Regions from separate parts of the Homo sapiens genome. Here region 2 is linked to region 1. A link is an interaction called in ENCODE POLR2A ChIA-PET data of the cell type or tissue named here. Cell type or tissue: PC-9. All regions are shown on one strand.

Region 1 (2,500 bases):
TGCAATGCTATAGAGACAGAGTGCCCTATCCCTACCAGCCTGTAAGTTGGAAGTTCCATGGTGTCACAAAAACTAATTAATACTAAAGTTAGTACTTACTCTTCCTTTCTTATTTTCCCAGGAGGATTACTGTGAATAGGCTTGCCTCCTAGGCCACTCAGAATTTGTATGTTGACAAAATATGTCTCCTTTGGACATGTAAGGAGATATAAAATGTATGCAAAGTCACATCATATTATTTGACTGGGCATTCCATTTTGTCAGTTTATATTTTATACTTTATTATTTTAGGGGCAAACATCTATAAAAACAGGGTTCTGTATTGTCACTCGGGTTTGGTTCATGCTCAGAGTTTTCTTAACAGCATTCCTGTTGTTGTATAACTTTAAAATTAGATGAGAACAAAAATTTCACTCTGAAGCCGGAACAACATGGAACCTGGATTTTGGGTTAAATTGCTTAAAAGAATAATCCCCACTTTCTTTCTTTTTTCTGATGACTATGTTTTGGGGCTACTCCTAAGTCTTGTCCTCTGAGGCCACCAAGCCATGCATATCTAATCCAATAAAATTAGAACGTGAGATTCTCCAAAGATTCCAAGTGTCTTAAGGCACTGAAAATACAGACATGATGTTTTCATATAATTCTACACAGTTATTATTACAAAGTGATTTATTTTAACTTTAGATTAGGGAAAAGAAAATTTGTATGTAATTTAGTTTTAAAATAATATATGTTAAAAATAATTTAAATAATAAATTAAATTGAATCCTTAAAAGAATAATTGCAGATTTGGAAGAAAAAAGCTTTATCCAAGACTGTGGATACTTTAAGGAGTCTGTTAGCTTACTTTCCCTTTACTTTCAATTTGCAATTGTTGGAAACTATACTGGATATCCACCACTAAAACACAATCAGCTCTTGCTTAGATTAAAAATTTCTAAGGCCTTTAGCTTTGATTTCAGTTTTGCAATATGCTGTAACTGCCAGGACAGTGACCCCTGGTGAAGACAAAGGTTTGAGTATCAGATCGCTTGATATGATTAAGCACATTCCTGTTTCATTCCACAGATACCAATATTAAGTCAGACGTGAAACTCCCTTTTGATGCCTATCACTATGCTCTGACTCGCTGCACAACTTAACCTCTTGGTGACTCCAGTTCCTTGTTTGCAAGTGGAGATGAACAGGTCTGCTGTGAGGATTGAATAGAATAATACATGTAAAAGATGCGTTATTTGCTTGATACCCAGCCTGGTACACATGAAGGATTACTAAATAGTTTACATGAACATTATTACTACCTAATTGTTTTTAATTCAGGAAAATGTAGAAGCTACAACATCAGAATATGCTTCTGTAGTAGTACTTTTGCCTCTAGTTCAGTACCCTGTCAACCACCACATGAAGTGGTGTAACAAGACATAATTGAAACACTATTGTAATGAAAGGAACACTAGACATGCAGTCAGAAATCTGGGCTCAATTTCTGAAATGCATGTAGCATTTACCATATGCCAGGTACTGCTGTTAAGTATTTAACATACATTAACCTAAGCTGTCATAACAATCCAGTAAGGTAGGTGCTGTTATTACCCTCATTTTCTGATGAGGACACTGATACAAAAGAAGTTAAGTAACTTGCTCCAAATTATACATATTTGGCAAGCTATGGAGCCAGAATTTGAACCCAGACAGGCAGCTTCCAGTCCATGCTTCATAGCCTTTGGACTCTGTGAGCTTCAGTTTTCCCAACGGCACAATGAGAATAATAATCTTACAGTCATCTCACAGAGTCCTTGCAAGAATTTAATATGATGGTAAATCTAAACTGCCCTGGAACTGAAAAAGACTGTACAAATATAAAGGATTATTGTTATTAAGATTCTTAACCAAAATGCATCACTATCTGTATAAACAATGAGACAGGGTATAGCTGAAGTAATACCACTAAAGATGTGATGTTATAAGCATTCCAAGTGCCAAGTGCCAACAAAAATATTTTTCCCAGTGAACCTCAATATCTCAATGTTATTACCTGAAAGAGAAATTGAAATTATTTATCATTTTTTGAAGGTACTATTTGAACACTTAAAATTGTTTACTCTCTAACTTTTAGAGTTAATATTTTTTCAGAATGTCAAAGAAGCTCTTCTTACATGTTCAGAAGTGACTGTAGCAGGGCATGTTTAAATGGGCATGTAAATGTGAAGTCCTGTCCTATGAATGGTAAACTCACAGAGTGAATTCATTTTGCCTTTTGGGTCAGTGTAATTACCTATTGATTTTTAGGAAAGAAAGAAAAACTGACATTCACAACCTTTGCTCTTTAATTTCTGAACAGAATTACGGCCTAAATGGAAGAATGATGTTGTTTATCTGTTAGCACCTTTCAGAGACAAGGCCAATACTTCAAATTACTTGTGCATAATTGGTGCTCAGTAAACATTTTTGGGTTAAAAGCTTAACCCCATACAGATAGTTCCTGCTCCATTAGACA
Region 2 (2,500 bases), 85 kb before region 1:
AAAGGAATCACAAAATGTACCTTCTTACTTTTGATGAATCACTGTTTAGCCTTGATACAACCCATGAATGGGCTGATTCACCCCTAAATGAAGACAATAGCTTTCCTTATATATCTTGCAGAAATAATAAATGCATCCATTTAGGAAAAAAAGGAATTCAATTTCAATAGCAATAAAAACTATACAAATACCTAGTGCTATAGTTTGGGTATTTGTCCCCAAAACTGCAAGTTAAAATTTGATTGCCAGTATTGGAGGTGGGGGCTCAAAGAGGAGTTTTGGTCATTGGGGCAGTTCCCTCATGAATGGCTTGGTGCAGTCTTCATGGTAATGAGTGAGTTCTCACTCTATTAGTTCTGGGCAAAGCTGGTTGTTAAGAAGAGTCTGGCACCTCTCTCCTCTCTCTCTCTTGCTTGCTGTCTTGCCATGTGCTCTCTGCACATACCAGCTCCCTTAGCCTTCGTCCATGACTAGAAACAGCCTGAAACCCTCACCAGAAGCAGATGCTGGTGCTATGCTTCTTGTACAGCCTGTAGAATTGTGAGCCAAATAAACCTTTTCTTTTTATAAATTACCCAGCCTCAGGTATTTATTTATAGCTACACAAACAGACTAGGACATCTGACATCATGAGTGTTCATATTTTTCCTGTTGGTGTTTCTAATGTTTTTTCTTAGCGGAATATGGAGCTCAAAAAACTTTAAGAGCTCTTTTCTCACTTCATTTAGTAGTTGAAATACAGTGACATGTGATGCCAAAGATCAATTACAAAATGTGAAATTGTGTCCAGATTCAAGTTCGGGCTTCTGAAATCTCATTTTTCTAAGCTCATGGGGACAGTTAATTACTGATAGATAACTATGTCGGCCATAACCAAGGATAAACACATGTGACATAGTGACAAAGGGAATAGAGATATTTTGTGTGGGCTGTTTTCAATAGGATCTTATAATCTGGTTCTGTATGTATTTGATAAGTTTTGCTCAAAATGAAAACATGTATTTAGTAGTATTGACATCAGACTTTCAAGCACAGCTGCAGACATAGTATTGTTTATAATTTCAATGAAACCTAAAATATATTTCCTTTCTGCTGAGGAAGATGGTGAGTGACAAGGGTGGATTCAGACTTCACTCTTTAGTTTCTCAGATTTCTCTGTCTTCTCTCAAGATTGCCAGATAAGGTGTGTGTGTGTGTGTGTGTGTGTGTGTGTGTGTGTGTGTGTAAAGGAAACAGGAATTCCTTTTAAAGGGGTGACAATCAATCTTAGTCTAACACTAGCTTAGAGCAGATGTTCTTAGCAGAAATCTGCTGAAGTAGATTATAAATGCTGTCCGGTTGCCAAAAATCAGGCTCATATTTCTTTTTGCCTTAATTTCAAAATGCTGATCTTGTTTAAGAAGAAAGGAACGATACCCAATTTTTCAACCTTCTTAACTCCTCCACCACCATCTTTTTATAAACAGAGAATAACTTTCCTAGTCTTATTATGCCTGAACTTGCTCATTTACGCAAACTGAGTCTCTTTTTTTTTTTTTTTTTTTTTTGAGACGGAGTCTTGCTTTGTCACCCAGGCTGGAGTGCAGTGGCGCGATCTCAGCTCACTGCAAGCTCCTCCTCCTGGGTTCATGCCATTCTCCTGCCTCAGCCTCCCGAGTAGCTGGGACTACAGGCGCGCGCCACCACGCCCGGCTGATTTTTTTTGTATTTTTAGTAGAGATGGGCTTTCACCGTGTTTCACCAGGATGGTCTCTATCTCCTGACCTTGTGATCCACCCGCCTCGGCCTCTCAGAGTGCTGGGATTACAGGCGTGAGCCACCGTGCCTGACCAAGTCTACTAAAAAATTTCTACAACCATGGTAAATCTTGGAAAGCTAATAAAACTATGAAGATGGAGTATATAATGAAATCCTTTTGAAAGATTTATGCAACATGATTATGTATGTCATCCTGAATTAATAGGCATGCAAATTTTTCTAAATAAAAGCTCATTAAGGCCAGCTCTTCTTATTATCAATTTTGTTTCTTGTTTTATTTGGGCTTTAAAATGAACAGGAATAGGTTTAAAAACACACTATTGGGTAATATACTTAGTAGATGGGTGATGAAATAACCTGTACACCAAATTCTTGAGTCACAAGTCTACCTATAAAACAAACCTGCACATGTACCCATCAATCTAAAAGTTAAAATATTAGAAATATACATATGTTTGGTAAAGATATTTCTCCTATTATTAACAATTTTATTTTTCTGTCGTCTTTGTTACCAATACAGGACATTTGGGAATGTTGGAATTTGGTTATAAAACACCTTGTTTATGCATATATATTTTGTTACTCAAATTATTTAAAATATTGAGTCTCCCCATGCAGAACAGTGATTCCTGTGCATTTTGGGGGGTTTTATTTTAGGTTCTTCATTTTCTTGCAGCATTTCTTCCATATATGTTTAGTGGTTGATTTGTACAATAACATGCATTTCCTTAAGCTATTTTTT

What was found. Peaks named below come from ENCODE experiments on the same cell type or tissue, not always from the same donor. Only the 100,000 strongest peaks of a DNase experiment are listed, where the experiment ranks them.
Region 2: POLR2A ChIA-PET joins it to region 1 with 10 read pairs; 3 of 35 experiments call an interaction of 5 or more read pairs at or near these places.

What each region holds. Positions count from the first base shown.
Region 1 is chr5:58,187,013-58,189,512 of GRCh38, reverse strand. It overlaps LOC105378983 (a long non-coding RNA gene), which reads left to right. Exons shown (of 4, transcript XR_948350.2): 4 at 1,072-2,500. Among named protein-coding and RNA genes, the nearest start is that of LINC02101, 66 kb to the right of the region's middle. In PC-9, no CTCF peak of the experiment used is centred here; a DNase peak (open chromatin) is centred at 1,072; H3K4me3 peaks cover 754 bases; H3K27ac peaks cover 2,500 bases.
Region 2 is chr5:58,271,943-58,274,442 of GRCh38, reverse strand. No RefSeq gene overlaps it. Among named protein-coding and RNA genes, the nearest start is that of LINC02101, 150 kb to the right of the region's middle. In PC-9, no CTCF peak of the experiment used is centred here; no DNase peak of the experiment used is centred here.